2 separate regions of the Homo sapiens genome follow, and region 1 is linked to region 2. Evidence: read pairs that join two places in POLR2A ChIA-PET (ENCODE). Cell type or tissue: MCF 10A. All regions are shown on one strand. Links, peaks and the distances in the headings refer to the core of each region. The heading gives the core; the rest is flanking DNA.

Region 1 (17,038 bases), core at 6,158-14,157, 84 kb before region 2:
TTAACATTCTAATGAGTTTGAGCATTCAGCATTTCATGACCTGGGCAGCATTAGACCACAAGTGGTTTGGCACTCCACTGAAGGGGTGCGAAGGGGATACTTTTATACGGTGTTTGTGAAAGAAAGACAGAGGAAGCATTTGATTGGTTAAAATGGAAAGTCCCTAGTTAGAGATTAGTTGGTGGTTTCTGATTGGTAAAGTCCCTAGTTAGAAGCTACTTGGTGATTTCTGATAGGATAAGCTTAAGCTTTGTTTCACTGTTTACATTGAGTTGGGTTTTGGTTTGCTTAGGAAGAGACCCAGGGTGCTGGAGTTTCTGCAGCCTACTGGCCTCCTATTAAGCATTTTCATAGGATAAATACATTTATGTACATAAAGCAACTAGCTTTGTACTTGGCAAAATAGGTGAATAAGCCATTTAATTTTTTATCCCAATAAGCCATAGTTTCCTTTTTCTTCCTTTTTATTCTTTGAAGCCCTTTTCAAACTCTCAGTGGGGGTTAACTCTCCTCTGTGCTGCCATTCTCCAAGGAGCCATTTCTCTTGCTAGATGGTATGCTTCACAGGCCGGTACCTTGTCTTATCTTTTGTATTCCCAGTTCTAGCTCAGTCTCTAGCCCAAGGCAAGTAAGAACTCCATTAAAAAACTGAAATAGTAAATAGCTGATGCATGGGAGCCTCTCCATGGGAAGGTGGAAAAGACAGTGCAGGTGGAATTGTGATCTCCTAGTAGGAAACAAAAGCTATTTTCTATTTACTTCCAAAAGACTTCACTACTCAGCACTATAGAACCTTGGGGTGTCAAAGAGCTGGCAGCAGAGTCAGAGATAATCAGAGCTTTAAACTCAGAGTGGGGCAGGCTCTGGCCCAAGACCTCAAGATGGTAACAGCCAGGCCGAGACTGCTTATATTCAGACACCTGGGCCATGACTCTCCTGCACCTGCCTTCTCCTTACCCCACATCTCAGGGGAAATGAGATGTAGGCCCAGCAGGAATGCTTAAAATTTTTTTATTTTCCCAAATGTTACCAATCTCTAAGTCTCCAGATGGGTCAGGATGGGATCTTGACCTGCCTAACTGGCTGGACAGAATCATTGTATAAAGCTTGTGAGAAGGTGGAGAAAGAATGTGCATCTCTAGATTCCATATTTATATGATCAGATAGCTCCCCACCTCCAAGTGCTTCTCAAACACTAAGTTCTCTGTCCTCAGAAGCACCCTGCTAAGAAGGGGTTATCTGTCCTTTTTTTAACAAGAGGGAACCCAAGTCTCAGAAAAGTTAAGCCATTTCCCTAGATGCCTCCGTGAGTCAGTAGGGAGGCTTTAAATAGAACCTACCATTCCTTCCACACCCACTTCCTACCCATTAGACCACACTCTCTTTTGAGCACAGGAATGTAAGCCCTGCACATACCTTCTAAGGACAAAATGTGCCCTTTAGAATTAGCTACATGATTCCAGAATGAAAGGCATGAATAAGGGAGGAAGGGGAGTGAGAACCAGGAAGATGAAAGTGACTTTTTTCCCTTCTCTACTTAAACTATATATTTATAGGAAGCCTAAGTGTCAGGGGAAGGTGAGAGAATCCTGGGATTGTATATTTAAGTGGTTTCCCACATGAGCCAAGGCCACACATTTGCAGTCGCCATATGACATTGGTATTGGTGGCAGTAATGCTTGCATAACTAGCAATTGCTGATAAGGTGAGCTCAGTGTTTCTGATCCTATTGAATAACTTCTGATTCTCACAGAGAAGACCAGAAAGACAATGTCCTATTTAATAACAGTACTGGAAAGTTATTGTCAACATATTTTTACAACTGAGAAAACCAAGCCTCTCAGGGGGGCAAATAAATTGCTTGGGTCACTCAACTGATCAGCAGCTAAACTAGAAATGAAAGTTAGCAGAGGTTGGCCCCCATGTCCATTCTTTCCTCACCATCAGTGGTTCTCAAAGTGTGGTCTCTGGACCAGCAGCCTTTATATCACCTGGGAATTTGTTAGAAAAGCAAAGTCGTGGGCTCTAACTCAGATTTAGAAATAGAACCTTGAGGATTGGGGTTCAGCGATCAGTTTCAACAAGCCTTCCAAAGGCTTCCGGTGCAAGCTTAAGTTGGAGAAGCACTGCTCTCCACCATGGTGTCTTGGGAAGCAGGAACATCAGAATGGAGGTTAGCATGGATGAGGGTGGCAGGAAGAGGGGCAGGGATCAGCCTGGGCAGAACAGTGTGTCACCAGCAAAGAGAGGGCAGGTGCAGATGAGCCCCTTCCCTGCTATACTGTGGGAAACAGCAGCAACTAAAGAGCATCACAATGAAGGTGCAATGGAGGGCCCCTGAGGGAGCCCTGGTGGGAGGGCATTAAAATAGAGCAGTGGCAAAAACTTCCTTAATATTATGCTGACCAGCCCTGCAAATATCATAGAAGCTAATAGGAAGCAGAGAAAGGGGAAAGAATAAAAAAACAGAGGGAGGATTAAAGCAAAGCAGGGAAAGAAGAAAGAAAACACGGTATTGAGAGTAGCAAAATATTAATGGGTAACATAATGGGTAATCTGGAAGCCTCTTGTGGACTGAATGCTCCTGCCCTGCATGGAAGAGTTCTGGATTACTTTAACTTTCTGCTTCTAAACAAACTGGGGGTAGGTAGAGATGGCTTTGCTGATATTCTTTTACTGGTTCTCTCTGCTGCCTGGGGAGTCTCATGAATCAAAGTCTCAAAGAATTGAACTCTTTTTCCAAAGACTTACATCCAGACCTCTCAACAGAATTATTGAATTAGAACCTTCGTGTTTTAGGAATGGGTAGAGGAAAGGTCAACTATGTTTAGTTTAGCAAAGCTTTCAAAGTGATTCAACACCATCTTTCACTACCATTACACACAAATACACACCCTATATACATATATCACTACTATTTTTATCTTTAAAAACTAAACAAACCACAACTAGAAGCTCCCTGCCAAAAACCCAAGAAGACCTCTCACCCTTCAATTTATACTTCTGTAGAATCCCAGACCTGTGGGGGTAAGAGGGAAGAGAAGCACCACCATGCACCCTGGTGCTGAGCACCTGCAGACCCGATTCTCCACAGCATACCCAGGGCTTGGCCATCCCCTTTGGTCTGGAGGTGCTGCCTGGTGCTTTGTAGCCTCCCAGACTTTTTTCTACAATTGCTCTGAAACTCAGATATTTTTCACCAAAATTGGCTGGACCAATTTTTTTTTTTCATTTTTGAGGGGCTTTTGGATGTTTTGTCCTGGGTTTCCAAGCTGGTGTGTGTGCATGTGTGTGTGTGTGTGAACATCTCTCAGAGAGCCCCTCCCCACACCCACCTGTTCATTGTCACAGTGACGGTGGAATCTGTGCTCTCTAGGAGTGCTATTGCCAGATGAGGTGGAGGGCAGGTGGTAGGTGTTTAGAATGGGCTTCTCTGTTACCAAGACAAGAGCAAGACCTCTAAAACTGTTTTGTTCCTCTACCTTCCCTTTAACTTTCCCTATTACTTCTGGGAGAAAGAGTAGAATTAGATCATAACCAAGATAGTTAAAAGGTGGATCTTCTAGCTAACAGCTTTTGAGTACATGCTACTACATGATAAAAACCTTGTTGAGCACATTATACACATTCTTTGATTGAAACTTTTCAGTGACCACCATCTGAGATAGGGGCTGTTATCCCATTGTACAGAGGAGAAAACTGAGGCTAGGTACATTAATTACCAACAGTCACACATCCAATAAATTGTGAAGTATAGACTTGAACCCAACCTGGGCCTACTGGCAGCTTAGGCACTTTTTAATTAGCATGACACAATGATATAGTTTATAATTTCCAGGGCATTTTCTAATGCATTGTCTTTTGGGTTTGAGGCAGTTTTTGACACTCAAATAGGCTTCTCTCTTACTGAAGAAGGGAAGACAGGAGGAAGGGAAAGAAATCAATATTTGCTGAGCCTGGGTCAGAAGATTTCATTTAAGTCTGTTCATTTAATTATCATGACAATCCTTTAACTTGAGTAATATTATTTCTATTTTTACAAAAGATGGTCCAGAATTTCAGGGGAGGTAACGTCTTAGCTTAAGTGTTCAAGGCAGATCTGTGGCAGAGTTGATCCTGAAACCCTGATCTGCCTCATCCAAAGCCCAGCAGCCCACGTTTCACTTTCATGTGATAAAGGTTTTTATGTAAGCACCGGACATTGATCATTTATCTCTTTGATGTGACATTTCCTGTGGTCCCAGACACTTCTTTGGGATTCTATAGGATGTCAATTCCTGGACCTAGGGAACTAAAATGTATGCCAAGGCAAAGTAAACAGAGGGTATTGTATTTTTGTTTTAAACTGTGAAGATACCACCAGGTATCCACTTGAAACACTGCTGTGGGCCTCAGTAAGTGTTCAGAGGATGGCTCAGGAATCAGGTTGTATTAATATCTCTTTTTTATCAAGACAAAAATGAAAGTCGAATCTGAGCATTCAGTCTCATCTGGAATGTTTTCTTCTTCTCTAAATATTTTAAATCAGAAAGTTTCAAATTCTTTAGTTCATGATGCTATAGTCTCACACACACGTACATACACACACACCCCTACACACAGGGCCCTAAAAAGCAAGGTCATCTCAACGCAAATCCATACCGTCTTTAGAGATCCAATGTGACAGATGTCATGGTGACTCATACCCATGAATCACTTATCTTAGCTCATTGAGGAATGGCATGACACAGCCCACATGACAGGGCCCATTTGTTCTTTTTGGTAAATCCCTAAAATTCTGAACAGCTGCTTTATTCCTTACATGTTCAATCATGATAATAGGAAGAAAAAAAAAGTGACTAGTGTGTATTTTGGCTGGTGGTTAAATAGTGCATCGTAGTCCTTTAGCCCTCCGTCCACTCTTAGAACATATCTTGCTTTTCCAGGTTCAGGGCTTGTTCCTCATCACCTCTTGCCTTTCCCTTGGGCAACATCAATGTCTGTGTGCATAACCCATCTAACACTGGGTTTCACAGGTATTTAAACTCCTCAACTCTGAAGTTCTTCAGCTCCATTTGTACCAGATAAGCAAACCCATAGCTACACCCTCAAAGCTGTCATGAACCAGAATGACTTAACTTCTGAGAGCTTAAAGTCTTTGATAATTTTCTGCTCATACAGCTCTCACATTCCCTTATTCCCTAAAATTATTCTTTGATTGAATCAAGACCTCCATTTTCTCACTCAAAATAACCCAGCCCTTTTCTGGTTTCTTCCTCCATGGTAGATACTATGCCCCATTAGCAATCAAAACTGCTCTTGTCAAGGCCATCTATGACATCCATGTATCCAAACCCAAGGGTCGGTTTTTAGTTGCGACCATACTTGACTTTCACTAGCATTTGTCACTACTGATCTCTCTCTCCTCTTGGAAATATTTTCTTGGTTTCACTTCTAAGACACCACACCTTCTTGATTATTTTCCTATTTACTCGTCAACATCTTTAGTCCCCTTTGCTGGATTTTCTTCTTCTCTCAACCTCTTAATGTCAGAGTGTCCTAGAACGCAGAGCCAGTCCCTCTTCTCTTCATTATCTGTACCCATTCCCTAGATGACAGCATCCAATCTGATGGCTTTAAAATCCATCTATATTCTGAGAACCCCTCAAGTGCAGCTACAGCCTGGATCTCAACCGTGAACTCCAGACTCTAACATCCAACTGCTTAGCCCACATCTCCAATTGGATGTCTAATCAACGTCTTTAACTTAGTAAGTCCAGACTCTAATTCAAGACTTTTGCTAGTCAAAACAGACTCTAAAAAATAAATAGGCCACAATCTCAAGCCACAGATTGAGAAATATATTCATAACACATATATCTGACAAATGATGTGCATTTAGAATATATAAATCACTCATAACTCAGTAATAAAAAGATTAAAATCCAATTAAAATGACAGGCATTCACAAAAGAAAAAAACATGGCCAATAAGTAATGAAAAGTGCTCTACATCATTAATAATGAGGGAAATGCAAGTATTTTCCCACAGCTGGTGTCTTGTCTCTTCATTTTTTAAATAAGTGTTTCACACAGAGCAAGTTTTAAATTTTGGTAAACTCTTGTTTATCTTTTTCAATGTTTTAACTATTTGGTTAGTACTTTTTGTATGCACCATTACACCTAAGAACCCACTTGCAGAATTTTTTGCTTCCTTTTCTGCTATTTGTGAGATCTGCTTGTTTGGAAGTTTTAGGACCTAGAGAGAAAACATTTCCACCAGGGGATACAACAATAATTCCAATAAATTGGAAGATGAGGTTGCCACGTGGCCACTTTAGGATCCTTGTGCCACTGAACCAACAGGCAGAAAAAGAGGTCATCCTACTGGCTGAAAGAACTGGTCCCAATTTACCAAGGGAAACAGGCCACTGCTCACAGCAGAGGCAAGGAGAATTCTCCTGGGTACCTTTTAATACCATTATGCACAGTAGTAAAGGTTAATGAAAAGCTATAGCAAAAAAAAAAAAAAAAAAACAACAACAAAAAGGCAGAAAAAGCAGAACAACAAGTGAGCCCTTAAAGAATGAAGGTTTGGATCACTCTACCAGGTAAAGAACCCCAAACAGCTGAAGTTCTGACTGAGAAAGATGAAAATATAAAATGGATTATGGAAAAATAAAATCATAGATATCAATTGTGAATAGCATTTTAACCATAGATGTCAATTATGAATAGCATCTTAACCAATTATAGAAATGAAGACCGTGGTCACTTTGCATATTTATCTTATTGTATGTACAAGGGACTTCCAAATTTGTGGAAAAATAAAATTAACAAGTAAAAACATAAAATATAAACTTTATTTTTCAATATGAGTTCCGTTAAGTTCAAGTCACTTTTATAAACAATGACATCAGCCATTTGGTTCATTCATAAAGAACTGAGGGTCTTGGGAATTTAACTATGTCAGTGCAATCTTTTTCATATTATCAACTGAAGAAAAATTTTTTTAAGATTAGGAAATCTTAAATAGCTATATACTTTAACTTAAGGTAAAAAGTTTCTTAAGATTAGGAAACAAAAAGAAGTTAGAAGGAACCAAACCAGGACTGTAAGGTGGATGCCTAATGATTTCTCATGGAAAATCTCACAGAATTGCCCTTGTTTGATGAGAAAAATGAGTAGGAACATTGTCATGGTGAAGAAGGACTCTCTGGTGAAACTTTCCTGGGTGTTTTTCTGCTAAAGCTTTGACGGACTTTCTCAAAATACTCTCATAATTAGTAGATGTTATTGTTTTTTGGCCCTCCAGAAAGTCAACGAGTAAAACACCTTGAACATCACCAAAAAACTTTGCCATGACCTTTGCTCATTGCTCATCTGCTTTTGCTGTGACTTGACCATTTCCACCTCTTGGCAGTCATTGCTTTGATTATGCTTTGATTATGTCTTTGGGATCATATTGTAAAGTCATGTTTCATCTCCTGTTACAGTTCTTCAAGGAAATGCTACAGGATCTTGATCCCACTTGTTTAAAATTTCAATTGAAAGTTCTGCTGTTATTTGCAGCTAACCTGGGTACAACAGTTTTGGTACTCATTGAGTGGAAAGTTTGCTCAATTTTAATTTTTCACTCAGAATTGTGTAAGGTGAACCAGCTGTCTACATTGTTGGCTATTGTCAGTGCTGTTAATTGTCAGTCTTCCTCCGTTAGGGCATGAACAAGATTAATTTTTTCCTTCCAAATTGATGTAGATGGTCTGCCGTTGCAGGCTTCATCTTCAACATCATCTTGTTTCTTCTTAAAATAAGTTATCCATTTTTAAACTGCTGATTCATTTGGGGTATTGTCCCAATAAACTTTTTATAAAGCGTCACTAATTTCATCGTTCTTCTACCCAAACTTCATCATAAATTTGATGTTTGTTCTTGCTTCAATTTTAGCAGAATTCATGTTGCAATATAGGAGTCCTTTTCAAATGGATGCCTTATCCTTCTCAGTGCTTCAAATTAGATTCTGTTCAGGCATGTTATAACAAGTTAGCACGAGTTTACTTTTGTGCCGAAAATGTTTGAAATCCACACATCTATTTTTATATATATAAAAAATACACATTTTCCGTGAACTTTTTGAAGACCCCTCATATAAGCTAACATTTTCTTCTTCTTATTTTTATTTTACATATAAGTTCTTGTGGGTTAATTTTATAAATTTATTTTTAGGTAACAGAGACTGTGACAGGATTTTAGAAATATTTAATATATAGCCAATGATGAAAATAATGACAACTGAGACTGTGCATCTCCTCACTGTAAAGCAAAGCTGAGGACTTCTTTACATTTTAAGACAGCTGTATCTTTTTAGGTGAAATATAGAGTTGTTTCATTGTTGCACAGAAGTGTAAATATGTATAGAAGGGTATACGTAGAGACTGTGGAGCCAAATACTTTACTGTGCCAGTTGTCAGCTTATTTTCTTTCAGCTCCAACTCCATCCTTCATTCACTATTCTGTGGATAATGCAGCTGGACCCTGCAAATATTTCTTCTAAGTCAGCTGACATAATGTTAAGCTTTGTCAGTAGAAGTTATTGGTGGAATACTGCAGGAGGAAGGGGATTCTCTTTCTGATTACAGTGTGTTTGTTTCATCAACCTCCTTCAGCATACCTGGTTTCTCCAGCACCCAGTTCTAGCAGCCCAGGAGCTTCTCCAGAACTTGGTTCCTACAATACAGGTAGCTTTTCTAGTATACAGATTTCACTGCAAATGGCAGCCAGCAGCACCTAGCAGCCAGAAGCTTTCCTTGACACCTCTTCAGGCAGCTTTGTAGCAAAGTATTGCCAGCAAGATGCATCCTGCAGACAGTTTCCTGAGTTTGGAATTCCCTACTCTTTACCTCCAAACATTCCTATCCTTTAATTCCCACCACAAAAGTCACCTCCACAAAGTGTTTCCTGATCCTTCCAGTTAGAGTTCATTGCCTTCTTTTCTGAATGGCCACACCTTTTTCATGTATGTTCACTTTCTAGTCTATGTCATACTTATTTGTGTACTTATCTGCTTGAGCACAGTAAAAACTGAGAATTTAGCAGAATTATTTGGAAATGGCTGGCAACCACTAAATATTGGTTAATGAATGAATCAGTTAATATGGAATGATGCTGTGTTGGCACAATAAAGGAGTAGCTCTGAACACAGAGGGACTTTTTCGAAATAGTGAGATATATGAGGACTGGAATAATACAAGAAGTTTTCCTGGAGGAAGGATATATGGGATTTGGAGAGGCAGAGGGGAGGGAGGGCTGGGATATGATCCCTGGTGTAGACACAGCATGAGCAAAGGCATGGAGGTGGTGTGGTAGAGAGTTGTCATGTGTTCCAGGGACAAGGAGGAGACTGGCTTAGCTGGAGTGAATGTTGGGGATAGTGAAAGTTTAGATATGGAGGAAGTGTACACCTTGGAGGATGATGTGGAATGTTTTATGAGCTGAATAATCCAAACCTTCCCTAGCTGCTCACATATTTTACCTGAAGTGTGCATTCTTTACATCACACACACACACACACACACACACACACACACACACACACACGGAAGGAAAAGGAAGAAGGGATTGCCACTACTTTACCTACCATTCTCCCATTTCAGGGTAGGGAAAATTTCATAAAATGGATTATCTCTCAGGTTCTTCCAGATGGATGTGGTCAAAGGCAGATGCTGTGTTTACAGGTCTCACTGAATGATGATGCAAATGTCTCGGACCCTCTTGCAAAGGTCTTTATTCAGGGAGAGAGTTCAAGAATATTGGTTGTGGTCTTCAAACAAAATTTGTAAAATTTTTGCTTATTGTATGAGAAAAATATAACTGTAAAGCCATCCAAGCCAGTAACTGGGGTCACCTTTTTCCACGCATGCATGCAAAGCTGGCTCAAGACTGACCCACATTGTCCTATGCTATGACATCAGGACGGTGGGGTCATCAGTTGGCTCATTCCCTAGTATCAGCAGATGGATAGAGGATGGAAGGTAATAACATTGTCACATTTGCTTTATCTTATGTGAGATACACACAAATTGAAACAGATGTCTCCTAGGATCTTACAGGCCATAACAGACCCTTCTCTAATTGGTCATACATTGTTTGTAAAATTATATTCAATATCTAACCCTGAACATAATGCCTGTGACTTCCTTTTATTTTCCAAGGGCAGATTCTTATAAGAAAATTCTGTGGAAAATCATCTCCCAACATTGGCAATACCTGCTTCCCCCCTTTCCTCACCCTCTCAAAATGTGAAAATCATAAACATCTTTAGGATATCCCTTTAGGGAGACTGCCTTTAGAAGTTGAGGAGTCCAGAATCAATTATTAGATCACTGGTTTTCAAATTTGTCAGATTACAGAGAACCTGAGAGTCATGTTAGTATTAAGGATTACTAATGTGGGTACTTTTAGTTCCTTATGAAGTGTAAAAATTTTCTCAGCTGAAAATATGACTATAGTATTCATATATTTATCTAGTAGGAAACTATACACATATTTTTATTAACAAAATAAATAGCTATGATGACAGTGGCAAAAATCCCAAGCTGCCCAACTAGATATGATTAATGACTTCCGAGCTTTTCAATTAATTTCAAATATATATATATATATATATATATATATATATATTCTTATAATGTTATCTGCCAGGAGCTGCCACCAATCAAACAATGGCAAGTGTAGAAGGCTAAATAAATAAAAGTAGGAGAAAAGCCTAAAATTGAAAAGAAATTAGCCGTCAATTTAATTTTTCTATGATTTAGAAAAAGGCTACCATTACTTTATTTTATCAACAGAATACTTCTGCTCCGGGGAAGACAAACATTCCACGGGAGACAAATCTAAGAACCTCTGGAGTATGCAATAGTTATCACAATTTCTTCATTACACTAATTTCAGAATAAATGTGGTATATTAAAGACAGATTAATTTGGCAGCAGTGTTCAAGATGAATAGGAGTTGGTGCAAAAAAATAAGTCATGGTGCATAGGAAGCCATTGCAGTGTCTAAGTGTGAGGGAATAGCTTCTGGATGAGGTAGGTGACAGCCCAAGTGGGGGAAAATGTGTGTAAGAATCATCACAAAAACAGAAATGTGAGGACTTGAAGAGTCATTCAGTATAATAGATGATGAAAATGATGGTCAAGTTTCTAGTCTGAGTAAGCAAGAAATGAACTAAAAATAAGTAATTTGGGAGAGGAAATTTGAGGAATTAAAGTGAATGCATTCAAAAATACTTTTTATTTGAAGCGATGGTGTTAAAACTAAATATAAAACTATAAAAATATAGTAATGTTTAACAACCGCATAAAAAGATGCTCAACATCACAAAGCATTAGGGAAATGCAAATCAAAACCACAGTGAGACTGCTTCATACTCATTAGGATTGCTACTATTAAAAAAAAAAAAAAAAGAAAGAAAGAAAGAAAAAGAAAACAAGTGCCAGCAGGGATGTAGAAAATAGGAACCCTTGCGCACTGTTGGTGGAAATGCAAAATGGCACAGCTTCTACAGGAAAGAGTATGACCATTCCCCAAAACATTAAATGTTGAATTACCATATAATTCAGCAATTCCACTTCTGGGTATATACCCAAAATAATTGAAAGTAGGGTCTCAAAGAGATTAGTTTTATTTTTAGTTTTTCAGTTAGGGTCTCATTGTGTCACCCAGGCTGGAGTGTAGTGGTGTGACCTCTTCCGGTCAAACTATCCTCCCACCTCAGCCTTCCTAGTAATTGCGATATGCCAACATGCCAAGCTATTTATTATTATTATTATTATTATTTGTAGAGATAGGGTCTCACTTTGTTGCCTAGGCTGGTCTCAAACTCCTGTGCTCAAGGAATCCTTCTGCCTCCCAAATTGCTAGGATTGCAGGTGTGAGCCACTGCACCTGGCTCTCAAAAGGTTTGTACACCTGTGTTCATAACAGCATTATTTGCAACAGTCAAAAGATGGAAGCAACCCAAATATCCAATGAAGATGAATGAACAAACAAAATGTGGTCTATACATACAGATAGAATATTATTCAGCCTTAAAAAGGAAGGAAATTCTGACACATGCTACAACAAGGATCAACCTTAAGGACATTATGCTTAGTGAAATATGTCAGTTACAAAAAGACAAAAGTTATGTAAACTGGCTTACATGAGGTACCTAGAGTAGTCAAATTCGTAGAAACAGAAAGGAGAATGGTGGTTGCCAAAGGCTTGGAGTTGGGGGGGGAGAATAGGAAATTGTTATTTTCTTAGTATGGAGTTTCAGATTTGCAACATGAAAAAGTTCTGGAGCTTTGTTTCTCACCAATGTAAATATACTTAACACTACTGAACTGTACACTTAAAAATGGTTAAGATGGGCCAGGCATGGTGACTCATGCCTGTAATCCCAGCACTTTGGGAGGCCAAGGCAGGAGGATTGCGAGGTCAAGAGATCGAGACCATCCTGGCCAACATGGTGAAACCCCATCTCTACTAAAAAATACAAAAATTAGCTGGGCATGGTGGCACGTGCCTATAGTCCCAGCTACTCGGGAGACTGAGGCAGGAGAATCACTTGAACCTAGGAGGCAGATGTTGCAGTGAGCTGAGATCACACCACTGCACTACAGCCTGGTGACAGAGTGAGACTCCGTCTCAAAAAAAAAAAAAAAAAAAAAGGTTAAGATGGTAAATTTTATGTTATGTGTAGTTTATCACAGTTAAAAAAGTAAAAATACAATACTGTAGTGTTGTGAAAGGAAGGAAAAATTATACTTAAGGTTAGCAAAGGGTTTTAGATGAAGGGATTGAAGGCTTATTGATACCTAGGGCTCTATTTTATGAAGCAGCCACCTGGTGGCAGGAATTTTAGAAGGAATATCTCTAAACTTCATTAAAACCTTTTAAGGTAGGTATTATTTTACTCATTTTAAAAGATGGGACAGGTGACACTCAGAGAGACTAAATAACTTGACTAGAACCCACAGCTGGCCAATGATAACACCAAGTTTGGGCTCCATAGGATATGGTGTCTCAGGGTACCATGTGGTCTCTACTGAAGGAAAAAAAGAGCTGAAGCCTGAGCTCAGAAAAGCTACAAAAATGTATAGGCACAGGAGGGAGACAAAAGTCAGAAAATATTTAGCAGAAAAGTTAGGTTAGGGAGAGAGAGAGGCTGGGGAGCAGAAAAGTGCAAGGTAGTAGGAGTCTGAGAAAGAATTCTGGGGAAGCAATTTTGGTCTGTATCTGCCTATTTTCATGTAATTTCTTATCATACTACCTTTGTACTTAATTACTCCAATTTTGTTGAGAAAAGCAAGCTAGATGAGCCTCATTTGCTTTAATTCTTCTTTACTATGTTGTTGACTGTTTTGAAGGCATGTTTTAAAAAATCACTCTGTGCTGCTTTCTATTTAATTCTTTATTTGATTGTTTGATCCCACTGGAAATACTCACTGTAGGTGTCACTCAGAATATGTTCTCACTGAATTATCTGCTGGACTACCTTAGAAAAAAACAAATTTACCCAAGTTGGATTCTGCATCTCCCTTTCCCATGACCTGCCCCTTCCATTACCCAATAAGCGTATGCGCATATACTTAACCACCCACACTCCCAACCACACATACACACACACACACACACACACGCCATGATGTATCAGATGTCTCCATGTCTATTACTCTTTAGTAATAAAGGACATCAATTCTTCCAAACCCTTGGCTTTCATTTAGAGATTTCAATTGTTATATAGTAGATATTGAATAAGATGCCATCATCATCATAGGTGTCAGGCCTCTGAGCCCAAGCCAAGCCATCGCATCCCCTGTGACTTGCATGTATACGCCCAGATGGCCTGAAGTAACTGAAGAATCACAAAAGAAGTGAATACGCCCTGCCCCCACCTTAACTGATGACATTCCACCACAAAAGAAGTGTAAATGGTCGGTCCTTGCCTTAAGTGATGACATTACCTTGAAGTCCTTTTCCTAGCTCATCCTGGCTCAAAAAGCACCCCCACTGAGCACCTTGCGACCCCCACTCCTGCCCACCAGAGAACAAACCCCCTTTAACTATAATTTTCCTTTACCTACCCAAATCCTATAAAACGGCCCCACCCTTATCTCGCTTCACTGACTCTCTTTTCGGACTCAGCCCGCCTGCACCCAGGTGAAATAAACAGCCATGTTGCTCACACAAAGCCTGTTTGGTGGTCTCTTCACACAGATGCACATGAAATTTGGTGCCGTGACTCGGATTGGGGGACCTCCCTTGGGAGATCAATCCCCTGTACTCCTGTTCTTTGCTCCGTGAGAAAGATCCACCTATGACCCTCAGGTCCTCAGACCGACTAGCCCAAGGAACATCTCACCAATTTTAAATCAGGTAAGCAGCCTCTTCTTACTCTCTTCTCCAACCTCTCTCACTGTCCCTCAACCACTTTATCCTTTCCACTCTTCAATCTCTCCCTTCTCTTAATTTCAATTCCTTTCATTTTCTGGGAGAGACAAAGGAGACACGTTTTATCCGTGGACCCAAAACTCTGGCGCGGGTCACGGACTGGGAAGGCAGCCTTCCCTTGGTGTTTAATCATTGCAGGGACACCTCTCTGATTATACACCCATGTTTCAAGGGTGTCAGACCACGCAGGGACGCCTGCCTTGGTCCTTCACCCTTAGCGGCAAGTCCCGCTTTTCTGGGGAAGGGGCAAGTACCCCAGCCCCTTCTCTCCATGTCTCTACCCCTTCTCTGCTTTTCTGGGAGAGGGGCAAGTACCCTCAACCCATTCTCCTTCACCCTTACTGGCAAGTCCCACTTTTCTAGGAGGGGGGCAAGTACCCCTCAACCCCTTCTCCTTCACCCTTAGCGGCAAGTCCTGCTTTTCTATGGGGCAAGAACCACCAATCCCTTATTTCCATGCCCCAACCTCTTATCTCTGTGCCCCAATCCCTTATTCCTGTGCCCCAACCTATCTCTGCACCCCAATCCCTTATTTCCGTGCCCCAACCTCTTATATCTTTGTACCCCAATCCCTTATTTCCACACCCTGACCTCTTATCTCTGCACCCCAACCCCTTTTCCCACTTTTCTGGAAGGTAAGAACCCCCAAACCCTTCCCTCCATTTCTCTACTCTCTCTTTTCTCTAGGCTTGCTTCCTTCACTATGGGAACCTTCCACCCTCCATTCCTCCTCCTACTCCCTTGGCCTGTGTTCTCAAAAACTTAAAACCTCTTCAACTCACACCTGACCTAAAACCTAAATGCCTTATTTTCTTCTGCAATACCGCTTGACCCCAATACAAACTCGACAGTAGTTCCAAATAGCCAGAAAATGGCACTTTGAATTTTTCAATCCTGCAAAATCTAAATAATTCTTGTAAAATAGGCAAACGGTCTGAGGTGCCTGACGTCCAGGCATTCTTTTACACATCAGTCCCTTCCTAGCCTCTGTGCCCAGTGCAACTCATCCCAAATCTTCCTTCTTTCCCTCCCGCCTGTCCCCTCAGTACCAACCCCAAGCATCGCTGAGTCTTTCTAATCTTCCTTTTCTACAGACCCATCTGACCTCTCCCTTCCTCCCCAGGCTGCTCCTCGCCAGGCCGAGCTAGGTCCCAATTCTTCCTCAGCCTCTGCTCCTCCACCCTACAATCTTTTTATCACCTCCCCTCCTCACACCTGGTCCGGCTTACAGTTTCGTTCCGTGACTAGCCCTCCCCCACCTGCCCAGCAATTTACTCTTAAAAAGGTGGCTGGAGCCAAAGGCATAGTCAAGGTTAATGCTCCTTTTTCTTTATCCCAAATCAGAAGCGTTTAGGCTCTTTTTCATCAAATATAAAAACCCAGCCCAGTTCATGGCTCGTTTGGCAGCAACCCTGAGACACTTTACAGCCCTAGACCCTAAAAGGTCAAAAGGCCATCTTATTCTCAAAATACATTTTATTACCCAATCTGCTCCCGACATTAAATAAAACTCCAAAAATTGGAATCTGGCCCTCAAACCCCACAACAGGACTTAATTAACCTCACCTTCAAGGTGTACAATAACTGAAAAAAGTTGCAATTCCTTGCCTCCACTGTGAGACAAACCCCAGCCACATCTCCAGCACACAAGAACTTCCAAACGCCTGAACCGCAGTGGCCAGGCGTTCCTCCAGAACCTCCTCCCACAGGAGCTTGCTACACATGCCGGAAATCTGGCCACTGGGCCAAGGAATGCCCGCAGCCCGGGATTCCTCCTAAGCCGCGTCCCATCTGTGCGGGACCCCACTGAAAATCGGACTGTTCAACTCACCTGGCAGCCACTCCCAGAGCCCCTGGAACTCTAGCCCAAGGCTCTCTGACTGACTCCTTCCCAGATCTTCTCGGCTTAGCAGCTGAAGACTGACACTGCACGATCGCCTCGGAAGCCCCCTAGACCATTCACGGACGCCGAGCTTCGCGTAACTCTCACAGCGGAAGGTAAGCCTGTCCCCTTCTTAATCAATACGGAGGCTACCCACTCCACGTTACCTTCTTTTCAAGGGCCTGTTTCCTTTGCCTTCATAACTGTTGTGGGTGTTGACGGCCAGGCTTCTAAACCTCTTAAAACTCCCCAACTCTGGTGCCAACTTAGACAATACTCTTTTAAGCACTCCTTTTTAGTTATCCCCACCTGCCCAGTTCCCTTATTAGGCTGAGACACTTTAAATTATCTGCTTCCCTGACTATTCCTGGACTACAGCTATATCTCATTGCCGCCCTTCTTCCCAATCCAAATCCTCTTTGCATCTGTCCTCCTCTTGTATCCCCCCACCTTAACCCACAAGTATAAGATACCTCTACTCCCTCTTTGGCGACGGATCATGCACCCCTTACCATCTCATTAAAACCTAATCACCCTTACCCCACTCAACGCCAATATCCCATCCCGCAGCACGCTTTAAAAAGATTAAAGCCTGTTATCACTCGCCTGCTACAGCATGGCCTTTTAAAGCCTATAAACTCTCCTTACAATTCCCCCATTTTACCTGTCCTAAAACCAGACA
Region 2 (17,038 bases), core at 3,591-11,590:
GATTGATGCTCACCTAGATATTGGAGAGGGGCAAAAAAGCCAAATATCTTTCTGTTAAGCGAAAGTGCACTTGCTCCTCCCTCCAGCAGCCTCACCAAGTTATGGAGGCCTTTGATGCATCAACTTCCATACGCCCAGCCCTCCCCATCCTAAACCAAGTCAAGAAACTCTGTGTATCTCTCTCTCTCTGTCTCTCTCTCTCTCTCTCTCTCTCACTCTGTGTGGGTGTGTATTGAGAGAGAGATCGTAAAGACAAAGAGAGTGAATGACGTTTTTGCTTGAGAGCTCCAAAACAAGGAGGTTAGGTCACTGGTAAATTCTTACAAGCCATAAGCCATGTAGACTACTAGAAAGAGCTCAGAGCCTGGAGATTTGAATTTTAGTCCTTTTCTGTTTTCAATGCATTTAACTGTCAGGATTTTCCTTTACCTCTTTTTTACCTGTCCATGGGAATAAAGAGAGGATTTTTGTTGTTGTTATATATGGATGTGCTGGGTAGTAACAGGGAAAAGCTGGTTTAGGGAGAAAGAATACCTTCAGAGTGTGCTAAGCAGGGAAGTGGAAGCTTGGGGGGTGAGAGGGAGCACATCGGCAAGCACAGAGAGTGGGGCTAGGGGAGACACAGGAGACAAGAAGAATGAGGGTGGACTCTGACGAGGGTGGAAACTGAAGCCAAGCAATGCTGAGTGATGAAAGAACACTGCCCAATATGTGTAGTAGATTTCAAAATGGAATTGTTGGTCCTACCATGGAATTGTACATCCTTCCCTTGGGTTATGAATCTCCTTCTGAATGACTATTGTATTGGAGATGCTCCCGTCTCAGATCCCTAAAGCCTGATAGGATCTAGAACCAGACCAAAGAGGGAGTGGAGCAGGGAGCTGTGATTAGAGCTAGTCAGGCCCCCTGGACTTGATAGTAGCTGTCTCTACTCACAGTGCAGGGAACAGCTAATGGGAGAGGATGATGGACATCCCAGCACAATTCCCAACATGTCTCATTGAGTGCATGAGTGAGGGATTTCACGTAACGAGATTCAGGGTAGGGCTCCAGCTGTCAGAAGTGGCTGAGGGTGATGGTGGCCAAAACACCAAGGCAGGCTCAGTGTTTGGAGGTGAGTGGTGAATATTAGAAATCAAGACCCAGGCAGAAATATAGTCTAGAAACTAGAGCCCCAGAGAGGCTTGAAGGTGTGATTTGAAGAAATATAGTAGGTGAGTTTATTTAAATATTTTAGTATTATTATTATTGTGTTTATCATCTAAATCTCCCCACTAGAATATAAGTGCCACAAAGGCAGGGTTTTTTTGTGTGTTGTTAATTGCTATATTCCCAGTGACGGTGGTGGTGGGCCGTTTGGAGTGGCCACTGCCATTGCACCAGCTGCAGCAGGGAGGTGTGGGTGGTGGTGGCAGGAGTGACTGCAGGGGCAGAAATGACAGCAGTAGGTCCACTGTGCCCTGCATCCCTGAGGCAGCCAACTGTGCCACCTGCTAGCAGGGGAGCAGTGTGATTGGGCATGAAGGGGTGGGCAGAAAAGGGCCCAGCAAGGACCTAGAGCCCCCCTTCAGGCTATGAGGAAGTGTGGCCAGAGTGCACACTCCACAGAGCAGGTGGGACCCCTGCCCTCTCAGGTGCAGGACCCAGGCGTTCACTGCACTCTGCACCCTCGGGGACTGAGGAAGGCCCCCTCACTTGCCCAACAGACTCAGGGGTGTCTGCCTCCACTTCTTGGCCTCTCCCAGCTCCCAGCACCTGCTCTGATCTTGGAGCAGGGTTGGAGTTGAGCCTGGGTGCTGTCACAGCCTGGCCAGATATGCACACACGTGGGGCAGCACTGACACACCAGCCCCCAGTCGCCTTGGTCCCCTCCAGACTTTGGGTGCTAACAAGCTCAGTGGGGAAGCTGAGGGGGTGCTGACGGCAGCTCATCACTGGGCTGCAGGTGCCCCTTGGTACAAACAGCCTGGGCACCATGGGTGGTGGCAGGAGGCAGAGAGGCTCCTGGGCAGAAGGGGGAGGGTCCTCAGTGAGTCCCCACCTTCAGGCCACGGAGGGCCTGAAGGTTGGGGGCTGGGCTGCCAGTCCCACGGACCAGAGTGGGAACTTGTGGTGCCTTTTCTGGGCCCACCCATGGCTGCCTATTGACCAATCGGCACTCACTTCCTCCCCACTGAGGCCCATAAAAGCCCCGGTTGAGCCAGAACTCGACAGAGGACAGGAAGACCAGCTGCAGAGAGGAGCCACCTTCTCTGCTAGGAGCTGAACACCTGATGGGACATCCTGGCTGCAGAAAGGAGCTGCCCCATGTGGGTCTTCTCTGAGCTGTTCTATCACTCAATAAAGCTCCTTTTCATCGTGCTCACCCTCCTCTGTCTGCGTACCTCATTCTTCCTGGTCATAAGACAAGAATCTGGGACCTGCAGAATGGTGAGGCTAAAAGAGCTGTAACCCAAACAGGGCTGAAACATGCTCCTTGCTCACCACATTGAAGGTGAGGAGAAGGGGAGATGAGCTGTGGCCCTTCAGGAAGCCCAGACCTGGGAGCTCCCCGAGCCAGGGCTGTGACTCCCTCATTGGGGCCCTGTGGTTCCTGGCATCTCCAAGCTTCCAGGTGTCACTGCATTCCCCAGAGTCAGCCAAGGAAGCTGCTTGCAGTGCACCTGGTCTAGCCACAGCCTCACAGAGAGCCGGTGCTCATGCCGGCACCTGGAGCTGCCTGCCCCCAGCAGCAGCCAGCATGTCTGACTGTGCAGTGGCCAGACCCCACAGTTGCTCATACACCCCTCGCTGCTCCATGCCTGACTTGCAGTCTCCCTTGGAGGCATGGGATCCAAGCTGGTAGCATGAGCTAAGCACAGCCTGCCAGGCCAAGTAGGTGGAATGAGCCCAGTGGGCCCGAGCAAAACGTGGGCAAAGGTACCATTGACCACAGGTTTCCGGCCAGAAAAGCAGCACCCCAAAGATCCCATAATACCAATACATGGAATGTGCCTGGCACCTAGGAGGTCCTCTATAAATATTTGTTGAATAACTGAATCCAGATTGTCCTGGGAGATGGGCATGGGTGTGTGGTATGTGGCAGGGGGGTGTCTGAGTGTTTTCATGAAGAACCATGGGCCTCTGTGGTGTGGGGTCCCTCAGTGGCTGGCACGCCATGTTGGGGTCATTCACACAACATTTTCAGCCATGGCGTTACCCTTCATTAAATCAGTATCATTGGCCAGACGGAGGGTTGATGCATGGTCACTGTGGCTTACAGACAGGCCTTTGAATCAGTAACTGCTAAGCAAAAGCAGCCAAAATTCAGGTTAGAGGTCAAAGGAGTAATTTAGGGCCAAAAAGTTTTCATTTTAGTTTGCTTCCAGTTTTCTATCAGTGAGTAACATGGTAGCTTAACGTCAATAACCAGGAGGGAGAAGGGAGAGATGTAACTACAGCCTGGTGGATTTCCACTCTGGATAATCTGCTTCTTAAATAGACCAGGAGATGAATGTGACGTACCCAGTTCCATTTTGTCTGTCTCCTGTTTAAGAGTGGGCGAAGGGTACTCATAGGGACAGCTTTGGGGCTAAGCTAATTAATTTTCTACGTTCCAAAATCTTAAGACTCAAAAAGACCTTAGCAGACACTTAAGAGGAGGGTGGTTGCAGGAACCCTGGACCTAGACCCTGTCCTGACTCTTATTCCTAATCTACCCTGGGAGAGATCAGCTAAACTTGCCAGTCCTCCATTTTGTTGTCTTTAGAGTGGGGATAACTAGTTTCTCTTACAGTTTGTTGTGAGGATCAGAGAGGACAACTCCTGTGGAATTCTTATGGGATTGTGAAGGATTATCAATACTTATACATCCCAAGTTGAATTAATCAGCAGCAAATGTATTTAAATCAATATTTTTCTGGCTTTAGTATTGGGACTATGTATGCATGTGATGTAGATGAAGTAAACCCCCAAACTCTTTCACCTGAAACATTCAGATAATTGCATTATTAGCATTATTACTTGGTAGTGGGGTGAGGAAGGGGGAGGCGGTTTCGTGGACTGTATGTAGCCCCAGTGTGAGTACTGTATTCTGAGGCAGTGTCATGGATTCCTGAGGGAGGTCGGGGAATTGTTCCTGGCCATCTCTTAAAGTTAGAATAACAGTGACTGTCACCTTCACAATATCAGTAATTGTTATTTCTATTTACTATTAAAGGCACTTTATGACTTTATTTTTAGTTTTGAGACAGGGTCTTGCTGTGTCAGCCAGGCTGGAGTACCGTGGTACAATCATGGCTCACTGCAGCCTCAGCCTCCCAGGCTCAAGCCATCCTCCTCTCTTGGCCTCCTGGCCTGCCTTGACCTACCAATGAGTGCCACCACACCTGGCTAGTTTTTAACTTTTTTGTAGCGATGAGGTCTCACTGTGTTGCCCAGGTGGGTCTCAAACTTCTGGTCTCAACTCATCTTCCTGCCTCAGCCTCCCAAAGTGCTGGGATTGGGTATGAGCCACTGTGCTTGGCCCAGCACTTTATTATTTATTTATTTATTTATTTGAGATGGAGTTTCACTCTTGTTGCCCAGGCTGGAGTGCAATGGCTTGATCTAGGCTCACCACAACCTCCACCTCCTCGGTTCAAGCGATTCTCCTGCCTCAGCCTCCCGAGTAGCTGGGATTACAGGCGTACACCACCACACCCTAATTTTGTATTTTTAGTAGAGACGGGGTTTCTCCCTGTTGGTCAGGCTGGTCTCAAACTCCTCACCTCAAGTGATCCACCTGCCTCGGCCTCCCAAAGTGCTGGGATTACAGGTGTGAACCACCGTGCCCGGCCCAACACTTTATTTTTTAAAGCAAAACTTACACCCTGAAGTTACTCTGGTAGATTCCCCAGAGAGAGCTTTTCTCCTTACTGTGCAGCGAGACTCCCAAGCGACCATGGAGCTCCCGCTTAATAGAAATCCACTTAATAGAGGCCCACAGTGATCAATTTATGAATGATCACCAACTCACCCTCCTCACACAAGAGGTTGGGCATGTCTCTGCTCCCAGCTGTTCTGCTGTGGCTATGAGCTGGAGTTCCCCACTCCTCCTGTGTCACACTATTTTTAAAGTTGTTGCTATTTTGGATAAGACTGTTGATATTTTCTTAGAAAAGTTACCATTTTTTTTTTCTTTCCTTAAATAAGGAAATACAGTACTCACAGTAGGGGTACATACTGTCCACAAAACCACCTCCCCTTTCCTCACTCCACTATCAAGTAATAATGCTAATAATGCAATTATCTGAATGTTTCAGGTGAAAGAGTTTGGTGGCATAATTTCTTTCCTTAAATAAGTGCCATTTAATTACAGTCAGGGTCCAGAACTTTCCCCAGGGTAACCTCTCCCTGAGAGTCACAAAGGAAATCAGTGGATAAACAAGATTTGTTTCTGTACCGTCCAAATGCCCCGAAGATGGATTCTTGCGTCTTTTCTAATCTCTGTCCTGTGGCACATATTTAAAACCTAAATCTCTCCCTCTGCTTTCCTGTCACACACAAACATGTATGATCTCATGGCAAGTTTTAGAGACAGGACAGGTATAGTCATAACCACTGGACACATGAGGGAACTGAGTCTCTAAGTGTCGAATGAACTTTTCCAAGTTACACAGCTAGTAAGCAAAGTGGGGGATTGAACTTCAGGTGTTACGGTTTGGTGGTGGTCATTGTGGCCTTTGCAGTGTGTATTTTGACTGCACCACATGATATCAGGAGGTGGCATAGCTAAGAAGTTACAACTGCAGGAATCTGGAGATGGCCTAGTTGTGACTTAGGGCATGTAATCAATCTCTCTGCCTCAGTTTCCTCACCTGTATGTGAGGATAATAATAGTCTAAAACAGGACACAACATGTAAAATGCCTAAAACAGGATAGAACACATTTAAAGCATGTAGCAATTATTAGTATTTCAATGTTTTCTCAATCTTTTCTCCCATTTAAATGTCTTTACTTTTAAATTAAATTTTTTATTTTATTTCATTTATATCTATTAAAGTTTTGATTTTGATTTTCTAAATTGTAATGGATTCATATGGATTGAAAATCCAAATTACCAAAATGTATACTCTGCAAATTTCCTCTTTTACTCCTGTTTTCTATCCTCCTAGCCTCAAAGCAGCAGCGACTGTTACTAATTTCTTTTTGTGTGTCCACCCAGGGATTTTCTTTGTATATACGCAGGGAAATATGAATTCTTATTCTCCGGACCCACAGACTTTTACATGAACTGTAGCATACTCTACATGTGGTTTTTTGTCTTTATTTTCTTTCTTAATACTAATCTTGAAGTTGTTTACATAGCCATATATGTAGAACTTTCTCATTCTTTTAAGTTTAATTTTACAACTACATTGTGTTCCATTGTATGAATGGAGTATAATTTAACCAGTGCCTTCCTGATGGACAGTTACGCTATGCCAAATCTTTTACTATAACATACTGTGATGTAATTAATGAATTTGCATGTGTCATGTTGCATGAGTGTATCTGTAAGACAAATTAAGTGTCATTTTATTCAATGGCTGTGTTTACTTCTAATTTTGTTAGAAACCATTAACCAAATTGCCTTCTATAAGATTATATTAATTTATACTCCTGCCCACAATGAATAGAAGTACAAGAGTGGCTGTTCCCCACAGCTTCATCAACGCAGGGACAATTACGTATATTAGAATTTTAAATTAAATTAGGAAAACGTATCTTGAATGGTGAGTTTTCTTAAAAACAAGGTTGAATACTCATTGTCATCTGTTTTTCTGTCACTAGGGAATGTTTTAAATGCCTTACATATACTTTACGTATGCTTTACATATACAAAGTGCTTACATGTTCCTTATATTTATTCCTAGAAACTTTACGACTTTTTGTTGCTAATGTAAATGGAATCTTCCATTATTTTCTCTAATTTGTTGGTGTTTGCATATACGAAAGCCATTGATTTCTACATATTAATTTTGTCCTCTGTAACCTCACTGACTTCTCTCATGTGTATAATGCTTTTTCAGTTGAATCTCTTAGAATTTTTAGATATAGAGTTACGCCTGAAAATAGTGATAATTTTACTTTCATCTTTCTATGTTTTACCCTTGTCTTGTGTACTTTCATTGACTAGTAATTTGTTTTTATTCCTGCATTAAAGGAAATATTCTAGTATTTTCCATTAAGCATGATGCTGGCCATTGGGCTCCCGCTCTGCCTCCTGCTCTATATAAATACACACACACACACACACACACACACACTCATGTACATACATGTATACACACACACATTTTTCTGACACACGTGTATATGTATATGTCTTTTTCTGTTCCTATCTTGATGACTTTTACCAATTCAATTTTTTGTGTAGTGTTGAATATCTTTTCTGCATCTGAGATGATCATTTGGCTGTTCTCTTTAAATCTATGCTTATGGTAACTTTTATTAAAATATTTCCTAATTTTAAACTATCCTGGAACAAATTCCACTTGGTCATAGTATATGATCCTTTAATGTGGTACTTATTTCAGTTGGTGGTATTGTTAATATTGATGATTTTTGTATCAAATTAATAGTTATCACTTTTTGTGTACTGTTGGTTTTTGTTGTCAATGTTATGCTCAATTCTTTTAACGAATTTGGAAAGTTTAAAATTTATGTCAAATTTATTTACATAGAATTGAACAGGTAACTCTTTTGTGATTCCTTCATTTTCATCAGTTTCTGCAATTATTTCCCACATACTAATTTTGTATTCTGTTTTTATGAGCTAATTTTTTTCTTGATTAAGCAATCTATTGATAACTAGTTTTTGATTTTTGCTTTTTTTGGTATGTTTATTTTTTTCTAAGATCCAGCTTTTGGATTTATTTCTTGGTTCTGCTATCTCATTAATTTCTGCTTTTATCTTTATTAATTCCTCCCTTCTGTTTCCCTTCAGGGTATTTGTTTGTTCTTTTTCTAACTTCTTACGTTGAAGATGACATTTATTTTCATTCTTGCTTGCTTTCTTATATATTTAAAGGTAACATTTTATAATTTAAGGGTATACATTACATTTTACACAATTTAAGGATAAGAACATCCTCACTTTGAATGCATAGCATGTTACACCAAACGTCTGTTCCCTGACCCTTTTCTCCTTAGCATCTTCTGCAGTGCCTGTCATGGTAACAGGCACACGTACATTCTCAATAATTATATGAATTGATAAACACACAGTAAACAGATCCATGACAGAGGTGCTCCCTCTCCTTGCCCTTCTGCCCTGCAATACAAGTGTTGTTGCATCATATTTATTAGTATGCCCATGGGCTTTTGCGTTAGCAGAGGCATGAGAGTGCTTTAGCCAAAATGATTCCCTCCTTGGCCAAGAGTCCTGAAGATTTGCTGCTTGATTTTTGCAAGGGAAATATATTTTGATAAATGATTTGAGTTGGCACCAGTGATTCCAGAGTCGTTGCTTAAGGCTACAGGGTTTAGATCCATCTGCAGATATGTGCAATCAAAACCACAGTGTGTGTTTACACAGGATCTATTTTGGTCCTTAGACAGACTATGTCTTTTGCTCTCTTATTCCAGAGAGGCAGTAGGAATAACATCAGGGACACAGGAAAAAACTGAAATTCAAAATTTCTTGCCGAAAGTTTTTTATCTTCTGTCAGTGATGGAAAGGACCAAGTTGTGTGTAATCTGTAATCTTTTCCACATTGAATGCTTTCATTTTAAATAATGTGTGTATCTATGCATGTGTTTGTGTATGTATGTATGTGTGTGTAAAATCACCTCTGAGCATAATTTACATAAAATTCACCAATTTTCAGTGTACAATTCAATGAGATTTGACAACTACATACAGTTATGTCAGTGCCATGAGTATCATGGTGCAAAACATTTCCATCACCCCAAAGAGATCTGTTATGAACTTTGGAATCATACAATTCCCCATACCCTGGCAACCATTGAAACATCTTCCTTCTATCACTAAGGTTTGACTTTTGCAAAGAATCCCATATAAATGGAATCATATAGTATGGAACATTTTGTGGCTCTCTTCTTTCACTTGGCATAATTTTTTCGAGACTCATCCATGTTGTTGTATCTATCAGTAGTTTATTTTCATTTTTATTGCTAAGAAGTATTCCATTCTATGGAGATACCAGTTTATATAAACATTCACCAGTTGATGCATATTTGGAATCTTTATAGTTCTTGGAATTAAAAATAAAGCTACTATATAAATTCACATTAGAATCTTTTTGTGGACATATGTTTTAATTACTCTTGGGTAAATGTCTAGAAGTAGAGCTGTGGATCATATGTGTACATTAACGTCACAAAAAAATTATTTTCTAAAGTGGCTGTACCATTTTATGTTACCACTGGCAAACAAAGTGTGTTCCAGTTCTTCTACATCCTCAACAATACTTAATATTTGCCTTTCTAGTGGGAATAAAATGGTATCTCCTTGTGGATTTAATTTGCCTTTCTTTAATAAATAATGGTGATGGGGATCTTTTTACATGCTTGCCGTTTGTATATCTTCCTTGGTGTAGTATGTCTTCAAATCTTTTGCCAATTTTTAAATTGGGTTGTTTGCCATATTATTATTGAATTGTAGGAATCCTTTTACATTCTGGGTATAAGCTTTTAATTAGATACATGTTTTGCAAATGTTTTCTCAATCTGTACCTTGCCTTTTCATTTCATTTTGTGTCTTTTAAAAAGCAAAAGATTTTGATTTTGACACAGTTCAATCTATGAATGTTTTATAGTGTACACTTTATGTATTTTATTTATGAAGTCTTTGACCAACCTAAGTACATGAAAATTTTCTCCTCTATTTTCTTCTAGAGTTTATATAGTTTCAACTTTATATTTAGGTTGTGATCCATTTTGAGTTAATTTTTGTATATTTTTGAGGTAAGGGTTAAGGTTCATCACTTCCATGTGTGGATATTTTAATTGTTCCAGCATCATTTGTTATAAAGAATATCCATTTGCACCCCTGTTGAAAATCAATAATTATATGTGTTGAATTTGTTTTGATTGCATAAATAATTATGTTGTCTACAATAGAGATACATTTTCTTCTTTATAATCTTTATGTTTTTATTTATTTTTCTTGCCATATTAAACTGGCCAGGACTTCCAATACAAAGTTGCATTTTGTTGACATCAGACGTTCTTGGCTTATTCCTAAATGTAAGGGGGAAACCTTCTTAACAAAGAATGAATTTGTTGTAAAACAATCACTACAGTGAAGCTAACTAACATATTAATTACCTTATCTAGATACTTTGTGTGTGTGTGTGTAGAACACTTGAGATCTACTCTCTCAGAAAATTTCGAGAGCGCAATACATTATTCTTAACCATAGTCACTCATGTCTTTTCTTATAAGTGTGCTAATCCCATCATGAGGGCTACTTCCTCATGGCCTAATCACCTCGCAAAGGCCCCCATCTTCTAATACCATCATATTTGAGATTAGCATTTCAACATATGAATTTTGGGGAAACACAACTAGTCCATAGCCCTTCCTGCCAATGTGGTGAGAGGTAGCTTCAAAGCTAAAATAGCTTTTCCCAAACATGCCTCAGCCTTGGTTTTCCTTTTACTTTATATTTTTCTTTAAATAATTTCAACTTTCATTTTAGATTCAGAGTCTACATGTGCAGGTTTATTACATGAGTAAATTGCATGATGCAGAGGTTTGGGGTACCATTGATCACATCACCCAGGTAGTGAGCATAGTACCCAATAGTAATTCAGGCCCTGCTCCATTCCCTCCCTTCTCTCTCTAATAGTCCCCAGAGTCTGTTGTTGACATCTTTATGTCCATGAGTTTCCATTGTTCGGCTCCCGCTTATAAACGAGAACATGTGGTATTTGGTTTTCTGTTCCTGCATTCATTTGCTTAGGATAATGGCCTCCACCTGTACCCATGCTGCTGCAAAGGACATGATTTGCTTCTTTTTATGGCTGCACAGTATTCCATGGTGTATATGTACCACATTTTCTTTATGCAGTCCACCACTGATGGACACCTAGATTGATTCCATGTCTTTGCTATGGTGAATAGTGCTTGCAATGTACACATAAGTGCATATGTGTTTTTGGTAGAATGATTTTTTTTTCTCTTGGATATATAGCCAGTAATGTGATTGCTGGGTTGAATGGTAGCTCTGTTTTAAGTTCTTTCAGAAATCTCCAAGTTGCTTTCCACGGTAGCTAAACTAGTTTATATTCTACCAACAGTGTACAAGCATTCTCTTTTCTTCTTAGTCCTGCCAGCATCTGTTGTTTTTGACTTTTTAATCATAGCCATTCTGACTGATATGAGATGAAATCTCATTGTGGATTTAATTTGTATTTCTCTGGTAAGTGATGTTGAACATGTTTTCATATGCTTCTTGGCCACTTGTGTGTTTTCTTTTGAAAAATGTCTGTTCATGTCTTTTGCCCACTTTTAAATTTTTTTTTTTGTTCTTTATAGATTCTGAATATTAGGTCTTTGTTGGATGCATAGTTTGTGAATACTTTCTCCCATTCCGTAGGTTGTCTGTTTACTCTGTTACTTCCTTTTGCTGTGCAGAATCTCCTTAATGTAATTAGTTCTCAGTTGTCAATTTTTGTTTTTGCTACAATTGCTTTTGAGGACTTAGCCATACATTATTTCCCAAGATTAATGCCCAGAATGGTGTTTTCTAGGTTTTCTTCTAGGATGCTTATAGTTTGAGGTCTTATATTTAAGTCTTTAATCCATCTGGAGTTAATTTTTATATATGATGAAAGGTAGGGGTCGAGTTTTATTCTTCTGCCTATGGCTAGCCAGCTGTCATAGAACCATTTATTGAATAGGGGAGTCCTTTCCTCATTGCTTATTTTTGCTGATGTCATCAAAGATCAGGCAAAGGTGTGCTGCAGGTATGCAACTTTATTTCTGGGTTCTCTATTCTGTTCCATTGGTCTATGTGTTTTTTGTTTGTTTGTTTTGTTGTTTTTGCTTTTTTGAGATGGAGTCTCACTCTGTTGCCCAGGCTGGAGTGCAGCGGCACCATCTCGGCTCACTGTAAGCTCCATCCCCTGGGTTCAAGCGATTCTCCTGCCTCAGCCTCCCCAGTAGCTGGGATTACAAGTGCCCACCATAACGCCTGGCTAATTTTTGTGTTTTTAGTGGAGATGGGGTTTCATCACATTGGCGGGGCTGGTCTCGAACTCCTGACCTCAAGCGATCTGCCCACCTTGGCCTCCCAAAGTGCTGGGATTAAAGGTGTGAGCCACCGCACCCAGCCTATAAGTTTGTTTTTGTACCAGTACCATGCTGTTTGGGTTATTATAGTCTTATAGGTTGAAATCAGATAATGTGATGCCTCCGGCTTTGTGTTTGTATAGGATTGCTTTGGCTATTTGGGCTCTTTTTCGGTTCCATATGAATTTTAGAATAGTTTTTTTTTTTTCTAATTCTGTGGAAAATGCCATTGGTAGTTTGACAGGAATAGCATTGAATCTGTAGATTGCTTTAGACAGTATAGCCATTTAATGATACTGATTCTTCCAATCCATGAGCATGGAATATTTTTCCATTTGTTCATGTCACGTATGATTTCTTTCATCAGTGTTTTGTAGTTCTCCTTGTGGAGATCTTTCACCTCCTTGGTTAGATGTATTCCTAGGTATTTTAATTTTTTGTGGGTATTGTAAATGGGATTGTGTCCTTGACTTGGCTCTCAACTTGGACATTATTGGTGTATAGAAATGCTACTGATTTTTGTACATTGATGTGTATCCTGAAACCTTCCTAAAGTTTATCAGTTCTAGGAGCCTTTTGGTGGTGTCTTTGGGGTTTTCTAGGTATAGAATCATATCAGCTGTGAAGAGAGAGAGTTTGACTCCCTGAAGAGGCATCCCTATTTGGATGCCTTTTATTTCTTTCTCTTGCCTGATTGGCCTGGCTAGCACTTCTAAATACTATGTTGAATAGGAGTGGTGAGAGTGGACATCTGTGTCTTGCTTCAGTTCTCAAGAGAAATACTTTCAGCTTTTCCCATTCAGTATAATGTTGGCTGTAGGTTTGCCATAGACAGCTCTGATTATTTTGAGGTATGCTCCTTCAATGCCTAGTTTGTTGAGGGGATTTCCTTTTAGAAAACTCAGAAACAGGTCCTGAGGCTGAAATCTTTGTCCCAGAGGTTCCCCCCACCCCACCCCTTCCTAATATCTTGTGACCCAAAGCTTCCTCACAGCTGGAACTAATGCTGCTATAAATGCCTAACTTCTGAGGCAGTTTAGATATAAAGAAATAATTTCACAGAAGTTACTAATGTGGAGGTTGTCACACTCAAGCTGAGAAGTCTCACACAACTGGAAATGTGTAGCTGATTCCCAGAGGCTTTGATACTGTTTGGGGCAGTCTCTAAGGCTAACCAGACCATTTGGATGTGCAGGATAAAATACCTCCTAGCTTAATAGAATGGACAGAACCTTGTTAGACTTCAGCAGGAATTTGGTCCTTCAACATGAGGAGCTTTCTCAGTTGGGCAGTGTGATGGTTAATTAGGAAGGCAGAGGTAATTACGGAGCTGACTTATTGGAATAGCAGCTGCTAAATGACAGATTTCTTGTTCATCAAGCATCCTGAAGGTGGTGTCTTGGTATTTAGCTTCTTCTTATGTGGATAAACAGAGACTAATATCTGGGGACACTACCTTGCCCACAATCTTGTTCCATCCTTTTTGGGATCTTATTTAATGTACAATGTTCAGTGGTTTAAGGTGAGAGCAGATCCATTCACTGGGCCTCATATACTTGAAGTTGTATGATTGTCAAACTTTCTGTCTGCTGGCAAGGCAGAGAGGGATAAGAGAAAGCTGATGAAAATATCATAATTCTGATTCAATTAGTCAGTCAGCCTGGTCAACAGAAAGATGCCTACAGATTTTAATTGGCCTCGGGGGAGGAGAACAGAATGTTCTAAGATGTCCTTGTTCACCCTGATATTGCATTATCTGGGCCACAGGGCAGCTGCAATCTTTCCCCCAGGGCTCAGGATGTCTGCCTAGAAATAAACTTCAAATTTAGTGTTAACCTTTTTACCACCATGTTGCTTCAAAACAGATATTCTTCAGTGGAGTTAGCTTTAGAGATGTAAAATCTGTCCCATTTCTAAGTAGGTCAATATTATTCCTAGAATACTAACCCCAGAGGACACTGATGTTGGGGGATGAGCAGTTCTATCTAAGCAGGGGGGTCAGAAATTTGGGTCTGTGTTCTCCTGCTAATTTCACCCATAATTCCAGAAACCAGTGCTTTCACTTCTCCATGCCTTGGAATCTCTGTCAATGAAACAGGAATGGCTGTGCTCTCTTGAAAAAATAATCTGCTTTGAAGTCATAAAATCCAAAGTACCAACCCTCACTTGTTCTAGGGGATGAAGGTGAAAAGGTTTCGTGATCAAATGACACTGTCATATTTTAAGAGCTTCTTTTCTACGTACATTTTCAAATCATGAAATTCATATGCTGTGTTAGGGTAAGCTAAGTTTTGCTGTGGCAATAAACTCCCAAATCCCAAAGGCTATTCCTCACTTTCCGAACAGTCTGATGCAGGTCAGGCTGCTCTCCTTGGTGGCTACCCTTCAACAGTGATGAGACATTTAGGCTGTTTCTATCTTGCACCTTTGCTGTTTCAGAGTTCTTTGTTTCCAGGCATAGTGGCAAGAGAGAGGGCATGTATGGAACTCACCACCCTTCTTTCCTACCTCAGACAGAAAGTGCCAAGCATTACTTTACTCACACACCTGCCTGTGAACCAGAGTTAGTCACATAACCCCATCATAAATACAAGGGAGGCTGAGAAGCATGAGGGAGCTTGTGGAATATTTGGGGAGTGCTGGTGTTTGTGCTACATATTCTAGGAGTGTTATTATTGTTTTATGTCCAACCCAGGCAAGGATTCAAAATGAAGAAACATTTATTCAACAAACTTACCAAGTACTACCAACTAGAGATATAAAGATAAATGAGACCCAGGTCCAGCCCAAATAATTCATAGCTGGGAGATGGGCATGGGGAAAGATGCAAACAAGGAAATTATTGGGAAATTCATAATTGCTTAGAGGTAAAAATGAAATGTGTGGGAAGACAGAGTAGGTAAGGCTCTACAAAAGAACTGACTTGAAAGATGGTCCTTAGGTTCTGGAAGGAGGACTAGGAGTTTACCAGATGGTGATGTTGGGGTGGATGGATTCCATAAGAAGGAAAAAGGAGCTTAGGGTCAGACTTCCTTTGTTTTCAAAGTCAACATGGGAGGCCCCTGCAGTCCACTGCACTAGGCCTGTGCTTCTTAAAAAAAAGTAAAAGTGAGTAGATGCTGAAGCCTCAATTTTACAGTTTCCAAATGAATAGTAAGAATAAAAAGGCTTGAAAAAGAAAGTAGATAAAATAAAGTCTTTGGAAACAGTAAGAGAAAGGCCTCGCAAATCATTCCCTGCCAGGCTGGCTCAGTAAAATTTTGGGTGGCACAAGTGGCCCTATCTGCTATCAAATTCAATTATTTTGCCAGCAAAGCTCTAAGAATGGTGATAGCTGCTTTTGCTGGAGGGTTTCTCTTATTCATTATTTACAACCCCATCATCCTGGAAAACTGATATTTTGGCCTAAAAAATTAGGATCCAAGGCCAAAAACATTATTTCCAGAAAATGACAGGACATATAGTAAAAACTTCTGGATGGTACAAGCTCCCCAAGGGCTTGGATGTCCACTTTTTGATATGGGGCCTTCTAGAAAAGGTTATTGGCCATAATACCTTACATTTGCATGGTATTTGAAAGATTGCAAAGCATTTTTAAGTATCCATTAAGTGAGTTAATTAAAAAAAAAAGAGAGACCAGTATTGAGAAGGGCATGGGAAACTGGTAGTTTTTTGCATTATTAGGAGAATAATGCATTATTAGGAGAATTGCTGCCCCCTTTTTGGAGAACATTTTGGCAATGCCTACTTTTTAACCTAGCAATCACACTTCTAGGATTTATCCTTGAACTATGTTTGCACTAAATCAAAAGCCCAACATGAGTTCATTTGCAGTATTTGAAATTTAAAAAGGTAGGGAGAAAACTTACTATCTATGAAGTGGGAATATCCAAATAATTCATTATGTACTAGAACTATAAAATGCTATACATCTTGAAAAATGAGAAAAATCTGATGCCTTGACATGGAAAGATGTCCATGAGGCTGCTTAATAAAAGTTCCAAGCACATGTGTGTGTGTGCTTGGCTTGCCCAAGCCCTGCACCTCCTAAATGACAGCACCGGATTCAAATCTAAATAATCTCAATTTAGGTCCTGGATGCTTTGCACTTTATTTCACTTCCAGCACCCATGGGGTAGGATCTGGACATGAATGAGACTTCCTACCAACCAGCTCCAGGAAGTTGGGAAAAAATAGAAAAATCCCGTGGAAATAACTCTTGGTTAAGAAGAATAAGATTTGGGCTTCAAGCTCTGCTCTTTCACTGTCAGCTGTGTGACATGCCACAATCTCTTTGCCTCTCTGGAAACCACCATTCTTCACCTTCCTCATCCCTACCTCCTCCACTTCCCTCTGTGCTGTTCTATATGGGGGAGCTGGAGCCACAGGTGGTTCCTGAACCCTTGAAATGTGTCCAGGATGACTGAAAATCTGAAAGTTTAATTTGATTTTCATTTGAATGAATTTAAAGTTTATTTAGCCACATAGGGCTATTGGGATGGTTCTGGGTAGTACAGGGCAGAGTGATTCTTAGGAGACACCCCAGCAACCCGAGAATCATTACATAACAGGGAAGAGTTATTTGATCACACTGTGTGAAGGCAGATTTTTTAAACGTTGGTTGAGAAGCACTATGTGCAACATAAAGTTAAAACTATTCAGTGTGGCAATCACCAAGATGCCACATTTCTAGACCGGTTCCAGCCATACCAACATATTCATCAGGCTCCTAAGCCCATCCTCCTTCTCACACTGTTCCCTCTGCGTTAAATGCTG

The links. Peaks named below come from ENCODE experiments on the same cell type or tissue, not always from the same donor. Only the 100,000 strongest peaks of a DNase experiment are listed, where the experiment ranks them.
Region 1: POLR2A ChIA-PET joins it to region 2 with 5 read pairs; 3 of 35 experiments call an interaction of 5 or more read pairs at or near these places.

The regions. Positions count from the first base shown.
Region 1 is chr1:221,975,721-221,992,758 of GRCh38, reverse strand. It overlaps LINC02474 (long intergenic non-protein coding RNA 2474), which reads right to left. Exons shown (of 3, transcript NR_149071.1): 2 at 9,616-9,759; 3 at 7,795-7,998. LINC02257 (long intergenic non-protein coding RNA 2257) reads left to right here and starts at 14,239. Exons shown (of 4, transcript NR_149057.1): 1 at 14,239-14,399. RefSeq lists enhancers at 271-320, 13,482-14,224. In MCF 10A, for the core only: a CTCF peak has its summit at 12,894; no DNase peak of the experiment used is centred there.
Region 2 is chr1:221,888,874-221,905,911 of GRCh38, reverse strand. The region is part of intron 2 of LOC124904517 (a long non-coding RNA gene); the gene reads right to left. Among named protein-coding and RNA genes, the nearest start is that of LINC01655, 57 kb to the right of the region's middle. In MCF 10A, for the core only: no CTCF peak of the experiment used is centred there; a DNase peak (open chromatin) is centred at 8,391.